Linked DNA regions of Homo sapiens: region 1 is linked to region 2. A link is a contact called in ENCODE Hi-C or POLR2A ChIA-PET data. All regions are on one chromosome and are shown on one strand. The core of a region is the stretch at or near the end of the contact, and the rest is flanking DNA. Distances in the headings are between cores, read along the strand shown. Region 1 overlaps LOC102724765 (a long non-coding RNA gene). Region 2 has its middle 100 kb from the start of CARMIL1.

The links. Hi-C counts contacts between places; a loop is a spot of excess contacts on that map. ChIA-PET counts read pairs that join two places held with the same protein, here RNA polymerase II (POLR2A). Pooled maps may share reads with other maps.
Region 1: a map of naive thymus-derived CD4-positive, alpha-beta T cell shows a loop between it and region 2 (4-fold over the local background). The contact joins two enhancer-like sites. A Hi-C loop is called at or near these places in 1 of 168 maps with a recorded cell type or tissue (naive thymus-derived CD4-positive, alpha-beta T cell), 4 of 37 single-sample maps with no recorded cell type and 8 of 50 pooled maps. POLR2A ChIA-PET finds 5 or more read pairs at or near these places in 4 of 52 experiments (GM12878, H1, WTC11 and 1 more).

The regions. Positions count from the first base shown.
Region 1 is chr6:25,024,962-25,030,087 of GRCh38, reverse strand. All of the region lies in intron 1 of LOC102724765 (a long non-coding RNA gene), which reads left to right. It also overlaps a transcript of RIPOR2 not described here. Among named protein-coding and RNA genes, the nearest start is that of RIPOR2, 92 kb to the right of the region's middle. RefSeq lists an enhancer at 2,397-2,636. Within about 2 kb of position 2,712, at least 9 of the 41 ENCODE cell types and tissues checked have a DNase peak (open chromatin) inside an H3K27ac peak, as active enhancers do.
Region 2 is chr6:25,172,885-25,177,732 of GRCh38, reverse strand. No RefSeq gene overlaps it. Among named protein-coding and RNA genes, the nearest start is that of CARMIL1, 100 kb to the left of the region's middle. RefSeq lists an enhancer at 2,500-3,000. Within about 2 kb of position 3,537, at least 13 of the 41 ENCODE cell types and tissues checked have a DNase peak (open chromatin) inside an H3K27ac peak, as active enhancers do.

The DNA.
Region 1 (5,126 bases), core at 1,463-3,962, 150 kb after region 2:
GAGAGGGGAGAGACACTATAGTGGAGGCTGTAACGGTCCTGTCATGCTAAGACCAAGTTATGGAGGAACCACGAGTCCCACTAGGTTTGAAGAGCTTTCTGGCTGTCTAGTTCTCCCACTCCATTTTCTTTCCCTACCTTGAGTTAAAAGTGTGTTTTCAATCTAAAACAATAACATCCTGCACACAGAAGGGAAAGAGTGAAAGAATATCTTGATCTCTTAAGAAAAGCATATAGTTTAACTTCATGTTTTTAACCCAGCTTTTAACTGAGTAGCCCAGACATCATTATAATTCCCTCAAAGGACAAAAAAATCAATTTTCTTCTATTTCCCCACAGCAGTTACAAAATGAAGATATCTGGTTTTTTTAAGATGAGAAGCATAATCTTCAGGGTAAGGCTACATAGTTTTTTTCCTTCGCCCTCACTCCCAGTGCTGTCTCTATTTCTGTGTCATCTGAGAAGTGATGTGGGGCACGGAGGGTCCCAGCTCAGGGTATGGGACTTGCTTCCTGGTCTTGCCCCTGCTCATCTGTGAGGCATCAGTCAGACCACTCACTCTCTCGGTACAGTCAATACATGAACATTCCTTTGTGTCCAGGCCAGAGTTTGTTCTTGGTTTCCTATCCACCCCTTTTTTCATTACTTCTTCTTCTTTTTTTTTTTTTTTTTTTTTTCTTTTTTGAGACGGAGTCTCGCTCTGTCGTCCAGGTTGGAGTGCAGCGGCGCGATCTCGGCTCACTGCAGCAAGCTCCGCCTCCCGGGTTCACGCCATTCTCCTGCCTTAGCCTCCCAAGTAGCTGGGATGGAGTCTTGCTCTGTCGCCAGGCTGGAGTGCAGTGTCGCGATCTCGGCTCACTGCAACCTCCACCTCCCGAGTTCAAGCCATTCTCTTGCCTCAGCCTCCCGAGTACTTGGGACTACAGATGCGCGCCACCATGCCCGGCTAATTTTTTGTGTTTTTAGTAGAGACGGGGTTTCACCATGTTGGCCAGGATGGTCTCGATCTCTTGAATTCATGATCCACCTGCCTCGGCCTCCCAAATTGCTAGGATTACAGGCGTGAGCCACCATACCCGGCCCTCGTCATTTCTTTGAGGGCACCCTCTCCCAGCACTCTGCTGCCTCCAGTTGTACTGAACAATGGTGCCTTCTCTCAGTCCTAGACAGAGCTCCATTCTCAGGGCCTTTCCTTACCTCATCCCACATCAAATCAGATCCACTATTCCCCATACTTTCCCACCCTGGTGTGGACCAGATGAAGGGCCCTAATGTGTCAACCTGATAAAATTGATTAAAACTTCACATTCTTAGTGGTGGAAGTGATTTCACATGCATTATCTCATTGGAGACTCACAACTACCCTGAGGAGCTAGAAGGATCTGTACTATCCCTGCCCCCCAATTTTTTTCTTATGTGGAAACTGAAGCTCAGAGAGAAAGGAGTAAGACAGTACATCTGTCATTTATTTGGGGTAGTATTAGTATCAGGCATTGTGCCAGCTCCCCTATTGGGCATTATTTCACTTAATCCTCAGTCCAACCCTATGAGGTTGGTAATTGTATCCATTTTGCAAATGAGGAGGCTGAGGCTCAGAGAAGTTAAAGGACTTATTAAAAGTCACAGGCCACAGTGTGGCAGAACAGAGCCAACATTCAGACACATGTGTACAAGTCCAGAGCGGGTTTTCACTGCTGGAACTAGGACTCAAGCTCAAATCAATCAACTCCTAATTTTATGGTTCTTCCAGTGGCCACCCTCTCTATTCAGAAAATGCACCCTACCACCTATCCCCAAATCTCAAAACATGGGCCCGGTTGAAATGCACACAGCTCTGGGAGTCTCCTAGAGGCAGAACAAGGGCTGGCGATGTCTGAGGGCAGCTAAGGAGATATTTGGAAATCTACTGGAAACTGCATCTTCCTGCGCTGTGCTAGATGTCCAGGTATCTGAGAATACAGTGAAGGAAAATTAACCGAATGTTCAAATCTCTACAGAATGCCTAGCTTGAGTCCCTGAATACTTTTTTATGCAGGACGAGGGTGGTAGGGGCCACTCAGAAAGAAATCTGAACACGCAGAACCCTCGGGCTTAGAGCTGTTAGGGGTCATAGGCAGCCAGCTCACTTCCAGCGGACAGTGCCCACTCCCCTTTCTTCTCAGAGCCCAGCCAAGAAGGATGGCTCAGCGGCCCGACTGGAGCACCTCTGCCCTCCTCGGCTCCTGGGCGTGTCTCCGGGGATTCCTGTTCGGTGATGCCCTGACCCACGGAACTTGCCTCTTCCCTCTTGTTCAGTCGGTTTACCAACCTGGGGGCGTCTGCGGATCAAGGTGTTTGAGAGGCTGGGCTGAGGTAGAGAAGAGGGTGGGGCAGGAGCACCTAAGTCGCTCAGGGATTTGGTGACTCACACGAGGGGAGGGGGGCCCTCTTTCTCCCCAGCACTGGGGGCGCCCAAGGCTGTTCCCATGCTTAGCAGAAGATGCCCCTCTCATCCCCCAAGGGGCCTGCTCGGAGTGTGCCACCTGCAGCATGGCCACCACGAGGCCGGTTATGTATTTATTTCCTGGCAGAGCTGAACCCCAAACGCTTTTCCTTCTGTGCCGTGCGTGAAAGAAACAGAAACCGCTGCACAGCATGTCTATGTTTATACCCTGGGCCCTGACCCTCCCACAGAGGCCAGCTCGTAGACTTTTCTTTCGCAGCCTGGGGATGGGTTTGTACTTCACCCTCGAGCGCCTCCCCCTGGGAACCCGCAGAGGGCTGGGTGGCTGTGCAGTCCTGTGTGCTAAGTGCTTTTCTTCGCTTCTCGATGCTTGGGCCGTCTTGTAAGCAAAGCTAGGTGAATCGAATCCACCCCTACGCGATTGTCGTTTGCATTAAGTAAGATAATGCACGTGGAAATATTTTGTGAGCTATGCAGTATCACCTAAATTATTTTTTATTATTATTTTAAAAATAGAATGCATCAGCAAGTTCTTAATGAGCTTGCTTTTTTGTTTTAATATTTGGAAATTGGAACAGCTACTTATAGGAGACTTGTAGATCCCAGAATGTGCCGTTTGCCTGAGTGGTTTCTTTTGGCCTTGCTGTGTCAGGACTTGTGAGGCTTGTGAGGTGATGTCAGCAAATCAGCACAGACTCACACCTGAGGAGCCCGGGAGTGGTCTAGGGCCTGTGGAGCATGGCAGAGTGGCCTCTTCTCAGCCTCCTCTCCACTGGAGGGCACTTGAGTTATTATTTATTTCCCCCAGGCCTCAGCCTCTTAGCTCCTGCCAACTTCCTTTCAGAGGCATTCCTGCCATATGTCCCAAGATTTTCCTCTGTTTACCTCCTTTAAAGTTGTCATGGTCTTGAATTTTAGACCACCGTAATCTCCGTTTGACAATGAATGGTCATAAATTCAAAGAAATTGCAGGACTCTTATTCTGAAATTCATATAAATGATTTCTTTATAAGTACACATAAAACTCTTTTCTCTTAAAATATACAGAAAAAGAAAAATGTACAGCTGCTCAGGGTAACAAAGTATTGCCTTCTAGAAATTCTCAGGCTTCTTGTCTTTAAGGATAAACAGGAAGCATTTCTAATTAGTGTCTTGGTTGTTTGCATATTGAGCTTCCAAAATGCTTTAGAAGGTTCATCTTTTCAATCCGCCCTTCGCAGTCCTTTATTTTTCATTTGCTAAGCAGAGGTAAACTTAAAACCATCTCTATGTGACTTATCATAAATCCCAATCAGTGAGACCTCAAATAATGAACTTGGCTCTCATTTATACACGTGACAAAAGGTATACCTATATAAATATCTAATAAAAACTACCTAACAGCTAAATACAACAAAGAGAAGCAATTTTCCTCTCTTTTTCACCCAATGGCTCTAATTAATCATGCAGTACAGAAAAATAAGAAACCTTTTATGTAGCTTTTAGTGGTTTTGTTCATTCTAGTTTCCACCTGTGAGTAGCATTCATTTATAAACCTGTCTTGCTGAGCACAGTGCTTTCAAAAATGACTTGCTTGTGACTCAGAAACAAAAAAAAAAAACAACAATCTTTGTAACTTTTAATCTCATGCAATTTCTTCAGTTTCTTTTGTTGGTGAATACACGTACAATTTGGTTTTGAAATACCATGTATCAAAGCACAAACAAATCATCCCTTGGAGTCGTGAAGAAGCTCATCAATGTATCACAGTCTTCCAGTCAAGCCCATAATTCAGTCTCCTACAGCTCTGATTCTTGACCTCTAAGAAAACCCACCCTCTTACTCTTCCTGAACAATTGCTCACTAGAGCACTAAGTGAAGGGAAAGATTGCTCCTTAAAGTGAAAAAACAATGTTTTCCAAAGTTGTGTTGAATATGCATAGTCATCATATCACAGGAAGTTTTTCTTTTAAACCTTATGTGCATTTTCTTTAATTTGTATGGTTTTCTCAAGTTCAACATTCAGTTTTCGTTTTAATCAGTTATATTCTAAAAACAATTAAATTTTTTTCTCCTTAGAAATTCACTTTAAATTAAAAAGAACTTTTGTTTTTCTCTTTTTAAGGCACAAATAGTGCTGGGAGGGGGTGAGGGTAAACTTCTTTATCTGTCACTGTCATTTTTTTTTAAAGGTCCTATTGCTTTTACACTTCTAACCCTAAAAAAGCCTCGTCACGCACCCAGCATTCCCCTAGCTCTGGGCTTCCAGAGCACTGTTATTCAACAGAGAGTTTCTATAGAAATCCAAAGTACTATCTCCAAATAGCAGAAACCGTAACACCACAGACACTTATTAGAATTTGTGTGGAAGAATCCTAAAGCTAAATAAATAGAAGCTTCTAAATTACCTTTTTCCCCCCTTGACTATATCTTAGATCAAATTTTTAGAACTCCCACCACCCACATGTACACCAGGACCTGTGGGTGGGAGCAGGCGTGAGACAGAGAGGGCTTCCTGTTACCATTAAATGAATAAAGAGACCGCTACATATCAAACTCTGTCCTCTCTTTTTTTCTTGACTCTTCTTCCCTCCATTTAGTGTGAATATTTGAAGTTAAACTGGGCATGGCCCCACATGTCTGATTACTCACCCATCGACATCCAACCTGAAGTCACAAATTTGGCTTCAGAGAATGTTGTGGAG
Region 2 (4,848 bases), core at 2,288-4,787:
CTTGTTTGGTCTATCCCTTTGGAAAGTCCCTAGTTACATAAGTTTATTGGCTACTTCTGATTGGTTGAGCTTAAGTTCTGTTTTTAATATAGGCATTTATAAAATATAGCTCAAGTTTCACTTACGCTTGTAAATCAAGCAAGGTTATGATGAGGCATAACCAATTTTGTCTGCTCAAGAATTCTTCAGGCCTGGTTTTCATTTTGTTTTCTTTAACATTTTAGTACCTATAAATTTACTTCTTTAACTGCTGCATAGTATTCCACAGAAGAATGTACCATAATGTATTTGCTCATTCCTCTGTTGATGTTACCAATATTTTGTTGCAATGGACAACTTTTTGTATAAATGCCAAAGTACTTCATTAGAAAAATTATACTAGAATAGAAGTAGAATTGGTGAATCAAAGGATATTCACATTTAAAAGTTATTATATAGATTACAGATGGTCCTGACTTACAATGGTTCAACTTATGGTTTTTCAACTTTATACAATGATGTGAAAGTGATGCACATTTAATAGAAACTGCTTTGAATTTGAATTTTGGTCTTTTTCCAGAGCTAGTGATAAGTAGTATGATACTCTTACCTCACACATTCAACATTTATTATAAAATAGATTTTAAATTAGATAATTTTGCCCAACTGTAGGCTAGTGTAATTGTTCTGAGCAAGTTTAAGCTAGGTTAAGCTATGATGTTCAGCAGGTTAGGTGTATTAAATGCATTTTTGACTTAAGATTATTTTCAACTTATAATAGTTTTATCAGAACACAACCTATTGTAAGTCAAGGAGCATCTGTATATAGATACTGTCAAATTGCTAAAAACACTCTATCAATTTATGTTCCTGTCAGTATTATCAGCATACACTTTTTTCAAAATTCTCACACAATATTATTCATCTTTAAAATTCTGTCAATACAAAGCTAGAAAAATGACTCAAGTTATTTTAATTGGTTTGTGAGGAGGGCAGAAGAGCAGGTTAAGAGAGACTTTCACTTTGTTTCTTCACATCTAATGGGAGACAAATCTGCATGACCTGGGCTAAAGTGGACTGAGCCAGTCTGAGACAGGGCTGCAAAGCCTTTGGCAGATGTCAGCATTCTTGAAACACAGAGGCTCTTCAAGGCTGTTCCTAGTGAAATTTTAAAATTGTGGTTTAAAAACAAGGATTACTAATTGCATTGATATTAATATAGCCAAGACTTGCTCTTTTTTGATTAATGAATTCAGGGTATATCTTTTCCCCTTTCTTTTACTTTCAATCCACCTGTGTAATTGAAGTTGAAGTGAATTTCTTATAGATAGCCTATTGTTGGAACATGTTTTTATTTTTATCCCCTCTGCAAATTTCTGTCTTTTAATTCGTGTATTTAGACCACTTACATTTAAGGGAATTGTTGATATGTTAGGGCTTATATCTGCCCCACTACTTTGTTTTCTTTTTGTTTCCTCTATTTCCTGTCCCTCTGTCTCTCTTTTTTGTACCTTCCTATGGGTTGATTGAACATGTTTCAGGATTCAATCTTAATTTATTTATTTTATGTTTTTAAGTTGTAAGAGGGAGGATCTAGGAGGAGTGGGGCTTACCATCATGGCTGGAGCTGGAAGTTGTTGAGTAATTATTTTTTATTGTCATAAAATGTACATAACACAAACTTTATCACCTTAGCCATTCTAAAGTGTGCAATCAGTGGCTGTGCAGGGAGAAACTCTCTCAAACTGTGTCTTTACTCTCACACTACAACAATCAACACAGAAGGCTTCTATGACCAAATATGTTGGGGGTTAGGGGGTTGGTTGCCACACTTCAAGCAGTGGACACCAGCCAAATGTCCTCCAATTCGATTCTTACACTATCTACCTAGAGATGGCGTCAGATCCCATGGGTTGGGTCTCAGTCCCCAAGACTGTCTCCTCTACACCAGTTGCAAGTCTGGGCCTCTGAAACTTCTGACCAACTAGCTTGAAGTTGAGATTCCCAGGAATCCCCTCTTTGGGTTTGATTAATTTTCTGGAGCAGCTCACAGAATTCAGGGAAACACTTAAATTTACTTGTTTATTATAAGGAATATTACTAAGAATACAGATGAAGAAACACATAGGGAGAGACATAGGGGAAGGGATGCAGAGTTCCATGCCCTCCCTGGGCTCCACCCTCCAGGAGCCTCCATGTGTTCAGCTATCTAGAAGCTCCCTGAACCCAGTCCTCTTGGATTTTTATGGAAACTTCGTGACATCAGCATTCCTTCCCCCAGGGTATGAGGCGAGGCCCTCATCGGGGAGACTCTTAAGACCCACAATCAGAAAGACAGGGAACATTAGAATCCTGCCTTGGGTCAGGTAAAAGGAATGCAGGAAAGAGATTATTTCCTGAGGCCTGCCCCTGAGACCTAACACACCCAGCATTATAACGAAAGACTGTAACAAGGGATGTGGGAGTTATGAACCAGGAACTAACTGTGAAGGAGAACATCATCGACTGTGCCAAACGAGCTCAGATGTCCAGGAAGGGGCTGACTAAAATGCATTATTTGAATATCATGATGCAGAAGATATATATATCTATATATCTATATAGATAGATGAAAACAAATATGTATATTTTCTATAATGTTCTATAACACAAGAAGTTTCCCAAACATTTATTTACATTGTTTGTTTATTCCCAAATATTTATATTTCCCAAATACGACAGCAGGGAGACTGAGAAATCACAAAGGACAGATGAGAGCGATGTTACTTAATGCCACAGAACAGGACATCATTTAAAGGAGTTACTCAAAGTGTTTCAGTTACTGCCATTAGGAACTCCTAAGCCCCTCGGCAGTGTGGGTGGTACGGGGTAGGTGTTGAGGTTAGCAGCACCCACAGGCTTCTCTTCACGCAGGATATGCTATATAGTGAATCGGTATCAAGACTGGAGGAAGGTAAGGGTTTCCAGAAAACCACCTTCAGGCCATGGTTTGGAGTAGTCTTATTGAAGTTTACAGAATCAAAAGTTACAGATAATTAGGAGGCATTGAAATACAGACCTGTTTTCTTTTTTCTTTCTTTCTTTTTTTTTTTTTTTTTTGAGACGGAGTCTCACTCTGTTACCCAAGCTGGAGTGCAGTGGTGAGATCTCGGCTCACTGCAACCTCTGCCTCCTGGGTTCAAGTGATTCTTCTGCCTCAGCCTCCCAAGTAGCTGGGACTACAGGCGCACCCCACCACACCTGCCTAATTTTTGTATTTTCAGTAGAGATGGGTTTCCACACATTGGCCAGGCTGGTCTCAAACTCCTGACCTCGTGATCTGCCCGCCTTGGACTCCCAAGTACTAGGATTACAGGCATGAGCCACTGTGCCCAGCTGACCCAGTTTCTACGACCAGTTTAGCCACAAAGTAGACATGTAACCAGAGGAAAGTGACTTAACCTCCTAGGGCCTCAGCTTCCCATATTACACACCCCTGGGATGAGAATGATAGGAGGTGTAGCGGGGTTGAGCTGGATAATATAAGGTTCCTTACAGCTCTAGACATTTATGATTTAACATTTTTTATGGATTGCTAATGCTGCTTTTTTTTTTGTTTTAAATGTCAAATTCTTGCATGTATAAGGCCTTGATTCTTTCAGGCCTGGGTTGTGTTGATTTATGGGCATGAGCTAATTCCAGATGACTCATTCTAGAAGTGATTGTGTAAGTATCCTTTACTTAGCTAAACATATGCAACATAAATTCATCTACTATAACATATGTTCTCTCAGAACATGCTACTGGCCAGAGTTATTAGATTTTGTTCACACCATAGATCCTGCTGTATTTTACAGCACTTCAGAATAACAATCATTCTTTTAAAACCCTTCTACACACCTTTGCTGTTTCTGTAAATACACCTGTCCTTTACAAGCATCTGGCTCTTTCTATGCATTCTTCCTCCAGAAATCATAGTATTATAGATTTGGAAAATGCTTGGCCTTCATTTTCCTGTTACAGACTGGTTTAGGTGTCCCTCTTAATTGTTCTTAATGCATTCAGTATATTCATTCATTTCTTAATTCATTAAAAATATGCACCATGCCAGGTGTTGGGGACATTGCAATGAACAAGACAGGCATGGCCCCTGCTCTCATTCAGTCATGTCTAGGGGTAAAGGTAAACCTTGGATAAGTAATAATTGGTGTGCTGACTGTTAAGAAGAACTACAGTGCTATACAAGCTGTATGATCATATTGGGCTTTAACCAATTCCTTGGGAATCAGATTTCTAGATGAAGTGGCATTTAAGTTGAAATCTGAGTAGTGAGTAGGAGTTAGCCAGGCAAAGATGAGGAGGGGGACCACTCCAAGCTGAGAGAACAGCTGAAATGAGAAAGTCCATGCAATATTTTTTTTTTTTTTTTTTTTTTTTACCATAAGAAGATCACACCGGCCAGAATGGAGAGAGGGCTGGGGAGGGTGATTTGACCTGAGTCTAGAGAGGCAGGCACAGATCAGACCAGGATGCTTATGGCAGGCCACGCTAAGGATTTTGGACTTTATCCTTATGGAAGTTGGAAATCATTAAGAGTTTAAAGAGAGATATGATCAAATCTGATATTTTAAATAAAGCTCATTTGGCTGTGATGTGGCAAGTGGGCTGGAGGGCAGGGTGGTGAGAGGAGACACAGGAAGCTCAGTTGGGACATTCCTGCTGTGGTTCAGACGAGAGCTATGTGGGCTTGGACTAGGGCAGTGTGTCTGCTTCAAGGGGAAAGGGTTTGGTGTTTTGTGGAATTTGGGGAATGAGGGAATGTTTCATGAAGCCGAAGGGGAGAGTGTTTTTAAAAGGAGGACATCATCGACTGTGCCAGATGGAGCTGAG